2 separate regions of the Homo sapiens genome follow, and region 1 is linked to region 2. The links are chromatin loops, found by intact Hi-C in ENCODE. Cell type or tissue: IMR-90. All regions are shown on one strand. Each heading gives the region's core, and the rest is flanking DNA. Links, peaks and the distances in the headings are about the cores only. Region 1 overlaps TENM4 (teneurin transmembrane protein 4). Region 2 overlaps TENM4 (teneurin transmembrane protein 4).

What was found. Peaks named below come from ENCODE experiments on the same cell type or tissue, not always from the same donor. Only the 100,000 strongest peaks of a DNase experiment are listed, where the experiment ranks them.
Region 1: it touches region 2 in a loop (2.6-fold over the local background); 2 of 110 quality-filtered maps call a loop at or near these places.

The regions. Positions count from the first base shown.
Region 1 is chr11:79,348,208-79,356,817 of GRCh38, forward strand. All of the region lies in intron 1 of TENM4 (teneurin transmembrane protein 4), which reads right to left. Among named protein-coding and RNA genes, the nearest start is that of MIR708, 50 kb to the right of the region's middle. In IMR-90, for the core only: no CTCF peak of the experiment used is centred there; no DNase peak of the experiment used is centred there.
Region 2 is chr11:79,408,061-79,416,670 of GRCh38, forward strand. The region is part of intron 1 of TENM4 (teneurin transmembrane protein 4); the gene reads right to left. Among named protein-coding and RNA genes, the nearest start is that of MIR5579, 9.9 kb to the right of the region's middle. In IMR-90, for the core only: no CTCF peak of the experiment used is centred there; DNase peaks (open chromatin) are centred at 5,411, 6,741, 7,101 and 7,551; H3K27ac peaks cover 1,394 bases.

The DNA.
Region 1 (8,610 bases), core at 272-8,271, 60 kb before region 2:
AATAGACACTGATTGAATATCTTTCACGTTCTGGTATAAGGCTACACCGAGGATATAGTGGTGTGCAGTACTGCCATGGTGCCCAACTGTATGGAGGTGGCACTCATAGCAAACACCGGTTGCCTCCCAAAGAACTTTTCCAACACAGCAGAATCTCCTTCATTGGTATCCCATACCAAAACACAGGGATCATACAAGATGCCTCAGAGTCAAAATTCCAGCTACTGATCACAGTTAAGTTTTGGTTCTATCACTTGCTAGCTATGCAATAGTTACAGACAGAATGATTGCATCTTCACAAAATTCATTGTTGAATTAACCCCCACTGTGATGGTATTTGGACACTAGCCTATTGGAAAGTAATTAGGGTTAGATTAGGTCATGAGGGTGAGACACTCATGATGGTATTAGTGGTTTCATAAGAAGAGGAAGAGAGAAAGGCCATCTGCAAGCTGGGGAGAAGGTCTTCAGTGGGAACCCAATTGGCTGGCACCTTGATCTTGGACTTCCAACCTCCAAAACTGTGAAAAATAAATGTCTGTTGTTTAAGCCACCCAATTTATGGTATTTTGTTATGGCAGCCCATGTGAACAGTGACCTTATCTTCTCTATGCCTCAGTTTCCTCATCCAGAAAATGGGGATAATTATAATCCTATCTTACAGATTTAAAATTAGGATTAGATGGAATATTACAAATAAAGTGCTTCACACAGGGACTTGCCCAATAAATGATCGTTTTTATCGAAGTGCCTAACTGGAAATGCCAATCATAGAATGCTAGAGCTGGAAGGGATCTTGCCAAGCCCCTTCACTGTATGGAGGAAAGGAGGCTCAAAGGGGAATGGCTTGCCCAGGACTACAATACCAGGGTCCCGACTCCTGCTTTAGGTTTGTTCCCCTCCACCGGCTGGGGAAGGTCTCATCCTTCCTCCTATCACATGTCTCATCCCTGACACTGAGCACACCCACTTGAAATTGTCACCCCATTTACCTGGTGAGCAGCTCCTATGTGAGGTTGCTAAGAGATGAGGATCCATCACTGAGTTCCACACCTAGGAAGTCTCTTAAATTAGGTTGTCAGAATTCTTCTTTTTGAAGAAAACCCAAATAGAAAAAAAAGATTTCACCGACGTTTCCTTGGAAAATGCTGTGGGAGGAGTTAAAACTATGCTAAAGTGTGCAGCAGATTTATAATAATAGCTGAACACCTTTCATTTGCTTTGCCCTTTGTGGTTTGCAAAGCACATTTCTACATATTGTTGAGTCCCCAGAATCAATCAATCAATCATTCCTTCGTTCATAAATACATATTTAGCACTTTCTATGTAGCACACACCATTCCAGGTGCCAGAGGTTTTGCAGTGAATAAGACAGAAAAAAACCTCTGCTTTTATGGGGTTTATGCTCTAGCAGGCAATAAATGCAACACACACATGTACACCTACAGACAATGTTTTCAGATATTGGCAGGTATTGTGGAAAAAATAAGGCAGGGAAAGGGGAGAGAGAGTTAGGGGACTTGTTTTGAGTGGCCAGGAAAGCTCTCTCTGGAATGCAATCCAGGCAGAGATTATTAATATTGCTGAATAAATATCTGAAACCTCAATTTATAGATACAGAAACACAGTCCAGACTCACAAAGCAGTTAGATAGTAGGGCCTAGAGGAGAATTCATACTCTCTCTATCCCAGCCTGTGATAATGCCAAGTCTCATGTCTGGATCCAGGAAGCCAGACCGGAGGACGAGGAGAGTGCGTGGAGATCAAGTTCTCGTGTCCCATTCTATCACATTGCCCACCTACTATCGCTTACTGTGTGCTGGCCCATGGGCTGGGCACTGGGACTAATGGGATAAAGCAGACATAGTCCCTGCCCTCAGGAAACTTCCAGACGAGTGAGGAATATCAGACAAGTTCACACATAACTGTGCCTCCTGTTAGAAATCCCAAGTCTTCAGAATGGGGCTTCAGAACGGGGCTGCTTCTCCAGTACACACTAAGAAAAAGGTCTCCAACCTCCCAGATTTTCTTCTTTTTAATCAACAATCACGAATTAGCTGCCAACTCCATACTGACCACTGCTAGGGATCACCTTTGTCTTTCCCACCCAGGCACCTCATACGCAAATTCCAGCAACCTCTACTGCTAACACCTTAGTCCGTGCTGTCATCATCTCTTGCCCAGAATACTGTCACAGCCCTCTTTATTTTCCTTTCTTGGCTTTTTTTTTTTTTTTTCCTGAGACAGGGTCTTACCCTGTCACCTAGGCTACAGTGCAGTGGCACAATCACAGCTCACTGCAGCCTCGAACATCTGGACTTCAGTGATCCTCCCATCTCAGCCTCTTGAGTAGCTAAGACTACAGGTGTGCACCACCATACCTGGCTAATTTTTTCTTTTTTTTTTTCCTTGGTAGAGATGGGGGTCTCACTGTGTCACCCAGGCTGGTCTCGAACTCCTGGCCTCGAGTGGTCCTCTCACCTCAGCTTCCCAAAGTGCTGGAATTACACGCATAAGTCACCACTCCTGGCCCTGTCACAGTCTTCTAACTTCTAATTTCTAATGCTGCTCCTGCTCCCAACTACCACGCCCTTCAGGGTGTTCTCAACCCAGCAGTCAGAGTGATTTTTTAAAAAGTGTATCAATCATGTCATTCTTCTGCTCAGAACCCTCCAATTACCCTCTATGCTCTCTGAGTAAAAGCTAAATCCTCACACTGGCCTCCAAGATTCTATGTGGCCTGACCCCTCCCCTACCTCCCTCAGACCTCACTGCCTTCCTACTCGCCTCCTTGCTTGACCTCCCCGGCCATACTCTCCTTCCTTTTCGCTTTCTTCCTGTGCACCAGTCATGGGCCTACCTCAAGGCTGTATACTTGCTGTTGTCTGCCAGGAATGCTTTTCCCGCAGGTATTTTTAAGGTTTTCCCCCTGAAAGGAGATATCCTTTAAGGCTTTGTTCAAATCTTACCCTCTTTTAATTTGCAATAGACATGCCTTCCTCATCACAACCTTCCTTATTTCCTGGTTTTTCTTCCTATCACTCTTGCCTTCTCATATATGGTATCATCTACTCACTGATTGTGTTGCTGTCTGCCTTCCCTTACTAGAATGCAAGCTCCACAAGGACACAGACTTTTGTCTGATTTATTTAGTGTCTATCCCACTGCCTGGGAGAGTGCCTGCCATAGAGGGGATACTCAGTAAATCTTTGTTGAGGCCAGGAACGTTGGCTCACACCTGTAATCCCAGAACTTTGGAAGGCTGAGGCGGGCAGATCACTTGAGATCAGGAGTTTGAGACCAGCCTGGCCAGCATGGTGAAACCTCATCTCTACTAAAAATACAAAAATTAGCCAGGCGTGATTGGCAGGCATCTGTAATCCCAGCTACTCAGAAGGCTGAGGCACAAGATTGCTTGAACCCAGGAGGCGAAGGTTGCAGTGAGCTGAGATTGCGCCACTGCACTCCAGCCTGGGTGACAGAGTGAGACTCCATCTCAAATAAAAAATAAAAATAAATAAATAAATAAATAAATCTATCTCTGTGGAATAAACATCCAGACCAATCATCTTCTCCATCCCAAACTTGTTTCTCCTCTGACATCCCTTTTTTCTGTTGAGGGCATGATCATCTACCTAATCACTTGTGACTCAGTGCAACAGTTCAACAAGCCTAGATTGGAGCCAAGGAGGTGAAGAGCCCCGTGCTGGGTGCCATGGAAACAAATGAAACTGGGAGTCACTTCTAGTTCCTGATTTCCTCAGCCCCCTCAAATCCAAACTAAACATCAGTTTTCTGATTTGTAAAATCAAGATAATAATACCTATTTCATAAAATGAAAAGAGATAACATGTATAAAAGATTCAGGAAACATATGTGCTGCATAGTAAATACCTAAGAAAAAATAATTCGGCTGGCACTGAATTCTGGAGTCTTGTTCCTGAATATCTCCAAAACATGCCAATGTCTCACCCTTTCCCTGTCCTGCTGCTGCCAGAATGAATTAGAAGGCTGGAAGGAGCAGAGAGCACTGAGGGCTAGGAAGGAGAGGCATATGGTTAGGGGTGACCCTGACTGCCAGCCAGCTCTTGGTTTCAGCTGAATGCCTGACCCAAACACAATCACCAGTCACATAGGCAAGGGTAAGACCACAACCGTCTAGAGCCACAGAGGCTTTGGGTTCCCATGGAGCCAAGAGTGACCTCCCCTCTGCTGCCCCAATCATGCCCAGCCCCCACCCAATAGACCTGCTCCTTCCAAATGGGCTCCTCACACCACTGCCTGGGTGACATCGTGGGAACAGAGAGAGCCACGGAGCATGACTGCCTGCAGCAAATTGATTTGTGCCAGTTGCTGACAGAAGGATGTGCATGACCCCCATGGAAGATTAGGAGTGGGACATTCCCAACAGACAGGCCTGGGCAGGCGAGAGAGGCAAGGGGAAAATTCTGCCCCTTGCTCTCTTTGCCGGCCAGCTGTGGAGTCCCATAGCAGCCTCCTCTCTGGCCTCTGTGCATTTATTCCAAAGGGAAGAAAAAGGAGACAGAGAAGAAGGGAGGAAGAGAGCGGGAGACAAAAGGGCAGACAGATGGGAGACACAAAAAGAGACGCAACAAATTATGGTTTTTGAGGGCTTTCTGTGCACCAGGCCCAAGTTCTTTCTTAAGAAGTAGAAAATAAAAAGGCAGTGTGAGGGAAAGAGAGGTGAGCCGGAGAAAGAGGCAGGGGCAGAAAAATGACAGAGACAGGGACAGAAAAATGACAGAGAGACACAGGCAGACGGATACCCTCATTGGCAAGGCTGGCAATTTATGAACAAGATCACTTCTTAAATGTTGGGATAAAGCTGTCTCCCAGGTAGGGGGACAGGCAGGGGGAAAGGATGTAGGGCTCTTTGGGCCCTAAATACTTTTACCTTATGGGGCAGGAAAACAAAGCTTAACCAGCACGAGGCACCAATGAGAAATACTTGCTGAGGGCTGGAGGAAGATGGCCATCTGCCTCCTGGACCAGATCGTCATTGACATTCCATGACCTTATGTCTTAGTTGAATTGAGATTGTTTTCTTTGGGGGGTTTTCCTTCCCTTTAAATCTATCTGATAAAACAGATCTTACAGGGAAAGCCCAGCTTCTGGTTGATAATTTGTAGAGAGGGAGAGACTACATCCTGATGGTCAAGTCCAGGAAGGCTTTCTGACCTAAGCAATCTCATTTCTGGACTGTCTCTTAACGTGGTTTTTGGGGAAAAAAATAGTTTTCGCCTTGAACCTGACAAGCCAGACTCTGAACTGCTTAGACTTCCTAAGCCTCATCTGTCACCCCACAAACATGCCATCCTAGAAGTGTGACGATCTCTAATGTATCATGGTTTACAAATGAGTCTGAAGTGACGCTTGGTACCTGAAAAACACTTATAATCAATCAAGCAAATCAGAAAAGCTGTAAAAATAGCTTATAGCTTATATATCCACTGCCAAGAAAGGCTACAAAGGATATACTCATGATCAACCAGCCAGAGATATGTGATTAAAATAGAAGAAAAAGGAGGAAAAAAAAAAAAAAGAGGGTTTACCACTGGGGTCAGCAAACTCAAGCCTGCAGGCCAAATCCAGTTGGCCAGGTTTTGTTTATTTATGTAGTTTTATTGGTACACAGCCACGTCCATTTATTTGCATAGCCTCTATGGCTGCTTTCCACTATAAGACAGAGCTGAGTCGTTGTGACAAAATCTAGATGACCTGCAAAACCCAAAATATTTACTTTGTGAGTCTTACAGAAGAATTTTGCCAATCTTTGGGGCAAAACCTAGACTCACCGCTTTTCATCTGCAGAGGCTAAATGCAGACCCATTGTTTATTTTTGTTGTGACCTTGGTTTTTGCACTTACAAAGTCAGTTTATAACATTGCCCAGATAGAGAATAAAGTTAAAAAGTGAAAGCTACATAAAAGTCCTTAACACTCTGCCTGGCACATAGTAAGCCCTCACTGAATGGCATCCTTGTATTATAAACGTTATTTTAAGTTGACGTTGTTTCCAGGACAGGACACGGAGATCTTCGGGGAAGGCAGAGCTGGCTGATGAACCCTACCCAGTGTCCTGATTAATGCATTACAGGGAATCTTGAAGGAAGTCAAGGGAAATGAACATTTGGTGAGTGGCACTCTATTGCAAGTGCATTTTATTTCATTTCTTTGATTCTCATAAGGACTTGGTGCCATTTAACAAGGGAGAATGGATGTCAAGGCTCAAAGAGGTCACACAAAGATACAAAAAGCCTAGGAATGCAAGCACAGGTCTGTCTGCTTCAAAGCTTAAATTTATATTTTTCTCTACCTTAAAATAAGTAATGTGGTTGAAGGAGCTGGTGATTTTTACTTAGAAAAGAAAGACTCAGTGGTGACCCATCAGCCTGCCTCCAAATACTTAAGTGTTCCTGTGTACCAAAGAGGTCTGAAATACAGTAGCTTCAGAGGATAAAACAAAGACCCTCAATCCATCCCTTTTCTGATTATGTGTTGCTGAAAAATTAAAGTTGCACAGATATGTGATAATTCTCCCTACGTCATATGCAAAGAAGCCCCAAAACAATAACAAACAAACAAAAAAAGAATTTGAAGTCTGAAAAGTTTAAGTCTATCCTAAAGATAAGCTGGCATGAATAAAATAATATTCTATGTGTGCAGTGTGTTGGTAGGTTATGAAGAATTTCCATATGTATGATTTTATTTGATGTTGTGAACAAATGTGAACCTGAAAGAGCTAATCCTTCAAGATGGATCCCTAGCGGCTAACTGGGTCTACATTTAAAAGAGAGCCAAGAAGCCATTTGTTGACAAGAGTTCCCTAAAAACCAAAGCCAAACCTTTTTAACTTTTAGAATTTCAGAGCTCACTTGAACCAACTAGAGCTCACCTGCCTTTACCAATCAGGGCTCAGCCATGTTGACCAATCAAAACTCAGCAAGTTTGAATCCTTCATTTGCATGAACAGACTTGATTGTGAACTTAGGTGAGAACTTTTGCTATAAAACTTGAACCCTCAGCCAGTCATGGTGACTCACACCTGCAATCCCAGCACTTTGGGAGGCCGAGGCAGACAGATCACCTGAGGTCAGGAGTTCAAGACCAGCCTGGCCAACATGGTAAAACCTCGTCTCTACTAAAAACACAAAAATTAGCCAGCCGTGGTGGTGGGCACCTGTAATCCCAGCTACTCGGGAGGCTGAGGCAAGAGAATTGCTTGAACCTGGGAAGCAGAGGTTGCAGTGAACCGAGATCACGCCACTACACTCCAGCCTGGGTGACAGAGCGAGACTCCATCTCCAAACAAACAAACAAACAAAACAATTGAACCCTCTCTGTTCTCTGGAACACACCTTCTTCTGTTTACACCAAAGGCCATGTCTTCCCATTATACAAACTGTTCACTGGAATAAAGTCTCTTTCCCTCAAATTCCTTTTCAGAGAACCTTTGTTCACAGTCTGCAGCAAAATCATGTGAGCATGGTGAGACACATGTCACAGCCTCCCATTTTACAGAAGAGGAAAACTGAGACTAGAAAAGTAAGTACCTCAGCCAAAGTCATATAGCTAGCTGGCTTTAATAGAGCTGCAGCTCACACTGACACATGAGACCACAGTGACAAATTACGGAACCTCAGTGGAACAAATTTATGCAATACAGTATTTGTCAAGATATTAGAAATGAAAATTACTCTGATCTTCTTATGGGAGCACATTTCCTATCCCAGGGGTTTGAGGGGCCCAAGGCAGAACTTCTTTCATATTACTTAGGTCTACTGCCTCGAGGGCCCACAGACTCACCCCAGGCAGTAGCACTGTGAGCCACCCAGTGGTGGATCTCATCAGTGGTCAGGATGATGACCATCACCTGGGCAAGATGAATGCAAGGTGTAGGTGCCCATCAGCAGATCCCTGCCTTGCATCTGGACGTGAATCCAAGGAGAGGACCTAGAACTTCTCTCCCTTCTATATTTAAACCTCTTCTGCAAGAGTGTGGGGTAGTGGTCAAGAGGGGAGCCCTGGATCAAGTCCCCCCAACTAGTTGGGTAGCCTTAGGCAAGTGACAACCTTCTCCTCCCTCAAGTTCCTCATCTACTAAGAAGGGATACTAATTGAATCTGCCTCCTGGCTGGCTGTAAGGATCAAACAAGCACATTCATGTGAAATGTTTGTCCCAGTGCCTGGTGTAGAGTCATCACCACTACTACTACAGCGTGGGGCTAGGTTACAGCACAGTTTAGGAGAAAGACCACTTCTGGAATTGTTCAGGCTTCTAGCTTGACTCTATTCTCCATTTGACCCTGGTTAAGCCACAGAAGCCCTCTGGGCTTACAGTTTCTCCTTTATCACATGGAAATAATTAGCCCTGTAATATCTATCTAGTGGGGTCATTCAGAGGATCAAGAAAGATAATAGATAACGAAAGGGCTTTGTAAAAAATGGTGTTCACAAATGAGTCAAGGTCATTATCATCATCATCATCACTATTATTAGTCCTAAATGATGGAAGTGTTATTGTATTGGGTAAAAAAAAAAATCTGCAGAATGATTCCTATTCATTTTTATATCTAATAGAATAATGCCA
Region 2 (8,610 bases), core at 463-8,462:
GCCCAGCTAATTTTTGTATTTTTAGTACAGACATGGTTTCATCATTTTGGCCAGGCTGGTATCGAACTCCTGACCTCAAGTGATCTGCCCACCTTGGCCTTCCAAAGTGCCAGGATTACAGGTGTAAGCCACCATGCTGGGCCAACCACTGCGCCCAGCCATCTTTCCTTTTCTTTTCCTTTTGGTTAAAATCCTAGAGAAAAACTTAGGAAAAACTCTACTGGATGCTGGCCAAGATTTGCATTTCTAACAAGCTCCCAGGTGAAGCTGATGCTGCTGGTCCGGAGACCACACTTAGAGAAACGCCAGGTTATGAGTTCGTGGGCTTTAGAATTAGACAGACTTGGGTCGGAACCTTGATTTTTCCATTTGCTTTATGTGCAAGTCACAGAGGCAGAGCTACTTATCTAAAAAAGAGAATATCACTATTGAATAAAATCGTTTTGAGGATTACATTAAACAAGAATATGTAACCTCTGTAATAATCTCCCAAATACCTGGCATATACAGGTATTCAACACACTGGCTTTGTTAATATTATTGACAAACAATCCACTAGGAAAAATGTCTAATAACTTTTCCACTACATGCTTTATTGGAGATGGAAAGGAAGAAAATTGCATTTTGGGGGATTGTGATATTTCCTCCCAATAAGTTTGTCTTTTTTATGCATAAAGATGTTAGAAAATGGTGGCTGATGAAAAAGGAAGGCATATGCAGTGGAAACCCATCAAAGCCAAATGCCAGGAGTTGAGAAGGGCAGCTCTTTTCCCAGCACCCATCAGGTGGTACAGAAGGACTTGTAGGCAAAATTAGAGGTGCTTGATGGGATCTGGGCTCAGTGGAAGCTCATAGCAGAATTAATAATTATCACATAACAATATAATTGCATGGCCTTTTTAAGGCACTTTACTGTTGAATGGAATAAATAAGAAGTATTAAGTTCTCCTTTTGGTCTTCCTTTGCCTGAATTATAAAGTGTTGTCTATGAGGGATATTTTGTGTGTGTGTGTGTGTGTGTGTGTGTGTGTGTGTGTGTGTGCGCGCGCGCGCGTGCGTGCACGCGCACGCACATGCGTGAGAGTTAGTGGTTTTAGAATAAGCTGTAGAGATAAATTTTGTTGTGAGCTTCTCTTCCAGAAAAAAAAAAAAAGATTATACTAAGGAATAGAAATTGGCATTGGAGCTAAAAATAGCTGTGTGGTAGAGTGGTGGGAACACTTGGGCACATTTTAGAGCTGTTTAGGAGTGTTTAAAGCATTTAAAGGTAGATTCTGGGGCATAGAGCAGGACTGAAATCATCTGATGAGGCATACATTTCTAAGGCTATTCACAGGTTCATAAGAGTGAGGCATATTTGTGTGACCCAGTGGAGAAGGGTTAAAATGGAATGAGGGGCGGCAGGAATCCAGCGTGGCTAGGGAATTTCACCAGCTGCGCCTTTGCTGATGCACTTTAACTCTTGGAGCTGCAGGTTCCCATGAAGGAGGGTGGAAGAATAGCCCCCCCGGAACCATTCTGGCTGCTCCATAGCTGCCCCCTCTAGTCCAGGTCTCAGCTCAAATGCAGTCTGCCTGACCACGCACACCAGCTGTAGCAGACACTACGGATGCCCTCAACCCACCTGCAGCCTCCATAGACTGCTTCCACTCCATAAATGCTTCCTAACTCAAGTCAGACACATATTTCTCTGCTTTGGGACTCTCTGGAGGTGGAGGCTCCACAACCAATGAGGAACATCTGTAGGTGGATACATACCCCAGCTTTCTTGGCCCCTGATGGAACAATAGTCCAGCAAATGTGTCAGTGTCCCTCTGAGGGTCCCAGCAGGAATGAGCTCTAGTTGCCCACAGTGGTAACCTAATCATTAAATTACCCTCTGTTTACAGGGGTATCCAATCTTTTGGCTTCCTTGAGCCACACTGGAAGAAGAACTGTCTTGGGCCACACATAAAATACACTAAAATGATAGCTGATGATCTAGAAAAAAAATAGCAAAAAAACCCATAGTTTTTAAAAAGTTTACGAATTTGTGTTGGGCCGCATTCAAAACCATTCTGGGCTTCATGGAGCCTGCAGGCTGCGGGTTGGACAAGCTTGCTCTATTAGCTTCCCTTCCTTTCCCATTTCACTTCCTTACTTTCTCAGCAGGCTTCCTGGAATCACCTTGCAAATTGTTACCTACACTCAAATCCTTTTCTCAGGGCTTTAGGAAGAACCCAAACTAAGACAATATCTAAGGTCCCCAGCACCTCTCCAGTGCTCCATCATACCACACTGTTTAATTTCCTCTCTGATCACTTTCTGAACTTACTTGTTTCCTCTTCTCAGTTCTCCACAAGGGCAGAGAGACTGGTTCTACTGCATCCCCATCACCTAGAACTGTGCCTGACTGGGGCTCAATACATATTAACTGACTAAATGACCACTTTGAAATGGCTTCCTCCTACAATTGTTTCTATAAACAGGAATTACACTATTATCACTTGATATCAACTCCATCTTTTTCCCAGAATATAGTCCTGTCCTAACACATATGTATGAACAGGCAGAGAAGTGTATATGAAAAGAGTTTTGGAATTCAAAGAGCTGTGACTTTGGGCAATTTATTTGCCTTCTCTGACCTTTCCTGAGGCCATCTCAAAATTAGGAATAGTATTGCCTGCCTGATGGGTTTACAGTGAAGGCTAGGAGCTTAGGAGATGTGAAGTGCCTGGTACGTGGTAGGCATTTAATAAGTGTGAGTTTCTTGCTTGCCCGTTTCTTTCACTTACCTTCTCTCTAAACCTCCATAGTAAGTCCTGTACTCTACAGGGAGGGTTCTTTGAGAACCTTTCTCCATGTCGGGCCTACCTCTGTCCTTGTTAATCATCCCTGTGCCCCTCTACACACACATACACACACACACACATACAAACACACACTCAAGTGGATATGGTCACTCATTACAGGGCCAGCACCCATATTCTCTACTAGCTTGTACTTTCTGCTTCCATGTGGTAGATCCTGGCCCTTCTATCCAGGCTACTTGGCCATTTCACAGATAGGAAAAGTGAGGCTCAGAGAGGGTAAGTTTAAAGCTTCTGGGCTAGTAGGACACACAGACTGCCTGACTCCTGAACCCTTGATCTTCCCCAGGCCATGGTATTTTCATTAGGCTCCCTAGAAATCTAGAGGCCACAGTGGCTGTGACTGAGTATTGTCCTAAAAGCCTGCTGAGATGTGTAGCAATATAAACCCTTGTGCTAAATGGCTCTCCCCTTGCTTTTGTTTGATGATAACTAATACAATGCCCTAGGCACTATCCCACACAAACTCTTCCAGGGGGTATTATTAGCCCATTTTACAGTTGAGAAAACTGAGACTCAGAACATGATAGAAGCGATTTGCTCTCCAGCGTGAAGCAAGTAAGCAGTAGAAGCAAGAATCAGGACTAGGTCTGTAAAGCCTATGCTGCACTTAGGCTACACCACCCTCCTGGCCTTGCGCTGCAGCCTTCCTCTCTTCCCCCTTGTCATTTATTGCATCTTCTTGGTGCTCTTCTGCTACAGCCCTTCTCCCTCCAGTCTTTCTTTCCACCAAAAGCTGGAAAGAGGGACATCCAACAGATTGCAAGCTCCTTGAGGTTTTGGGGTTTTTGGTTTTTGGTTTCCTCTATCTCATCTCCAGGCACAGTTGTAAGCTCAGGAAGAATTTGTTCAATGGAAGTGATCAAAGCCTTAACAGAGTGGATGGGATGTTTCACTTCTCTTCCAACTCTAGAAGGCTACTCCTCTGATAGTCCTATTTCAGCTCTGTCAATGTGTGAAGACAAGTATTGGGCAGCAATTCAAACCACTGAACAACATTATTAAACATCAACAAATGCTCATCTTCAAGAGGAAATTCTATGGTAGTGGGAGCCGATATTCCTGACTCCAGCTTCACAAAGGAGTCTAGCAGAGCACTGATGCTTGGCTCAGCCACAACCACAGAGCTGCACTGGCTCAGCCTTCCTGTTAGAAGTCAGGCCCTGGTGGCCAGGCCTGGCATGGACTGGGTGCCACCACCAGGACAGCTCAGGAGCCCTCCCGAACACCCCAAGAGGACACAGCCTTCCCAGCTCTGCTAGCAAGTTAGCCGGTTGGTAAAGCCCAAGAGCATTCTCAAGAAGCATCCGCATCACTGAAAGCCTGCCACGTAAGGATAACCAACAGGCTGTGAGATGTCAGGCCCCAGGAATGGCAAAGATGGCCAGCTCCCTCATGATGGCCCAGCTGGGTGACAGACCCTCTGTTGTCTGTAAGCCCAGGACAGCCTTAGCGACAGCCCTCGTAAGACAGTTGGGGTCCACCAGTTACCAAGTGATTTCCCTGACTTTGGAACACCCAACCCCATTCCACACAGAGTGAGGTGGCTAACAGTAGACTCTAGAGCTGAATTATCTGGAATCAAGTCCCAGCTCCAACTTACTACCCATGTGACCTTGGATAAGTCACCTAACCTGTCTATGCTTTGGTTTCCTCACATACGAGGTAGGAAAAGTAACAGTCCTTACTTCCTAGGTTTGTAAGAAAATTAAATTCATTATTTATAAAGTGATTAAAACAGCACTATGGCATAAAAATACTTTATAAATATGTATCAAATAAATACTCATCCCATCTCCCAGTAACTTCCAACTACTAACCTCTTGGAAAACACTCCTGATTATCATGTTTTCGTGCATGCATCCATTCATTCATTTATTTTTTCTTCTCCTATCTGCTCCCATAACATTCTGTCTTACAACTCTGGATCACTGCAGCCTATTCCATGAGCATCTTCTTTGCACCACAGCCAGGCACTGTGTCAGTATTAAGAATGGAACTAGACAACACTCAGTCCAGAAAGGAAGGCAGACACAGATATGAGTCACTACATAACAAAGGCAAGGGCAGGTGCTAGAGGCACCCATGGTGGGTACCTTTGTGAAGCATTAGTTACAGCATGTCCTAATGATGTGGTAATAACTAAAGGCCATCAAATCAGGCTACTGCAAATAAAAACCTATTTATTTATGTCCACAAGGGCAGGTTCATTTTCAAAGGGCTGTAACCAAAAAATAGAATGAGAATCAGAAAATGAAGTCAGAGTAAAAACACACATTCTGGGCACCTTGTGTTCCAAATCTGCCCTCATTTCATCACATAGGATTCCCAAATCTCCCAGCAATTGTCCCCAGTTCCCAAGGTGTCTACAGGCTCACACTCCAGGCTGCGCACCACTCCTTTGGGAAAACTCCCTGCTTCCTAAGAAGCTGGCTGTGGACTGCAGGTTTCAGCTCCTTGGACTCCATAGCCTTTTCCAGCAAGAAGCTAGGCAGCTCTGCCTTTCCCTTTCCCCGCCTCCCTGGCACGCTCCATCCTGACACAGAGAGTCCAGCTCCTCCTACTGATTGGTCAGCAGACATGAGAGAGAAGACACAAGGTTCCCATGAGACCTTCACGGCCAGCCCCTAACAGCTGCCTCAGCTGGAGAGGGTTGTTTCACTCTAATTTGCAGATGATTCTAGCTCATGAAAACTGCTTATTAGGAATGTTGGTTCAACATACCAACCAAATGTAATGCATAAATCTTGTTTGTATCCTAGTTTAGGAGAAAAAAAAAGCCATAAAAACATTTTTGAACAATTGGGGCAATCTGAATATGGATTAGAAGTTAGATGATAACTGTAAATTATTATTACTTTTCTTAGGAATAAACATCATATTGTGGTTATGTAGAAGAATGTCCTTGCTTTTAGAAGTGGCATGCTAAAGTATGTAAAAAAGAATCATGTCTGCAAAAAAAAGGAGAAAAATATATATCTACACATATGCATGCACACACTGATAAGTCATAGACGGCAAATATTTTAAGAAAAAGAAAGATCAATTCCTTGTGGCTCTGCATGGAGCTTATTCATGTACCCTATATTAAGAACAGAAAAAAAAAGAGTAACAGAAACACAAGATACGTATAATTTATCTCTATACCTCAAAATTCAACTTGACTTTGCTCTCAAAGGGAGACAGATCCCTTGGTCCTGCCCTGCAACTCCACTCACACACACATGAACACATATACACACATGTGTACACACACACACACACACACACACACGCACACAAACATGCACATGCACGCACTGGAAAAGCACTTCCTTCAAAGTCAAAGCCCTAAGAGACATCCCAGAATAGCTGGCCTGGAATAGTAAAAAGAGCTTTCGACTCTGCACTGGAAGACCTGGATTCAACCTCTGCTGCACAGTAGCTGGTGATCTTGAGAAGCCACTGAACTAACCTGAGTCTCACTTTCCACACTGTGACAAGGGACTGTAATCATCCTGCCTCCCAATCCCAGAGTATTGGTCCAAGGACCAGAAGAAAGAGTGGCTATAGAGATGCCATCTGAATATGCCTTATTACTGCCTATGCTGACAAGTAAAACATGCCAACTCAAACTCGAGAAGGGTATCAACCTGCTGCCGAAAGCTTCTTCTGTGCCAGTCTTCTGGAATTGGGCCTCTAAGAGTGGACTGTTCCAAGTTGCTGGCCACTGGAAACAGATGTAACTCTTTGAGCCCTATATGTTATGGCAGAAGCAAAAAAAACACAACTTGCTTTTTCATTTTTTTAAAACAGTAATTCCCAAAGCTGTCTTATATAAATGGATCTGAAACACAGATCACAGAGAGAGGGGCTGAGCAGAGACATGGAACCCAACCAAGCAGCCCTGCCTGAATCATGGGCAAAAAATGTCAAAACCTTGGCCGGGTGCCTCCTGAGCTCCTTGAACCTAAAACTCGGGCAGAAAACCTCATTCATTCAGAATCCATTAATTCTGATCATTTAGACACGGCCTCAGCTGACCTTGCCACCGTTCTATCTGTGGAAAGCGGCCTGGCTTAGGGGAGAGGCCTCGTGGTGCAGGGGCAAGCATGCTGACTGGGGCCAGGAGGCCGGTTCCCTCTTCACCCCACCACTTTGCAGCCCTGGACAAGGCACCTTTCTTCCTCAGCCTCTGTTTCCATGTCTGTAAGATGACAGGGTTGCATTAAGACTGTCTCTCTCTTGTCCGATTCTAAGATTCTATGATTAGTCACTTCCTTTGGGAAGTCCTTCCAATCCTCAAAGAATGTCTGCTGAACAGAACTGGGATCTGTGAAATTAAAGCATGTTTAATCAACCAAAAAGAACAAACTGTTTCAGAGCACTTTGGAAGCACTCATGTCTATGCCCCCAAGGAAGTAAAGTGCATTTTGGTTTTCACCCAGGTTGACTCACGTGAATTTTCATTCGTTTACAGGTGGTTTAGGGTATTTAAGTATTCCGCATACCTGAAAATAATAAATAATGCTATCATTATAGACAAGCATTTGGGTCATCCACTATAGGTCAGACTCGGTGCTCAGGGCTTTATGTATATTAACTCCTTCAAAGGCCCCAGGAATGATGTGATGTAGGTTTACCATCTCCACTTTCATATGGAAAAGCTGCAGCTCAGAGAGCTTAAGTAGCTTGCCCAAGGTGACAGTGAGTGCTGGGGCTGGGAGTCAAACTCCACTCACTGTGGTGGCATCTGAAGAGAACTCATCATCTTGTAAACAAACTCCAGCATGAGGATGTGATTTGTCTTTCCTTGTACTGAACATTAACTTAAACATACTTTATTGAGCTATATTTGATATACAATAAACTGTACATGTTTAAATTGCACAACCTGATGAGTTTTGATATCAGTATACAACTGTGAAAACACCACTACAATCAAAATAGTAACCATATTCACATCATCCCCCAAATTTCCCCATCCCCCTTGATAATCCCTCCCACCCCTTCACCCTCTCCAGGCAACCCCTGACCTGCTTCCTATCACAATAGATTACTCTGCAATTTGTGAAATTTAACATAAAAGGAATCATACAGTATACATGCTTTTGAGTCTGGCTTTTTCCACTCAGTATAATTATTTTGAGATTGATCCATGTTGTTGGGCTAATCAAGAATTTATTCCTTTTTCACTGCTGATTAACATTCCATTTTATGGATATACCACAATGTGTTTATCCATTCACCTGTTGATGGACATTTGGGTGACTTACAATTTTTGGCTATTACAAATAGAGGTGCCTCAAACATTCTTGTACAGGTCTTTGTATCTCAATACGCTTTCACTTCCCTGGGGTAAATACCTAGGAGTGGAATGGCTGGGTCACAAGGTAGGTATGTATTTATGGTTTTAAGAAGCTGCCAAGCTGTTCTCTGAAGTAGTAGTCTCCTTTTACATTTCTGTTGCTCCATATCCTCACCAACACGTGTATGGTCAGTCTTTTTAATTTTAGACATTCGAGTGGGTTTGAAGTGGTATCTTGTGGCGGTTTTAATTTTCATTTCTCTAATGACTAATGATACTGAGCATTCTTTCATGTGCCTCTTTTTTGACAAAAGAAACTCTTCAGCTATAACATAAAAATTTGGTAAAATTAACATTACTGGTTTCTGTTTATTAAGGTACAACCCTACTATGTGACAGATATGATGCTAAGAGGTTTACATGCACTGTATCATCTCACCCTCATAACAACCTAACGAGATGGTATTAAGATCC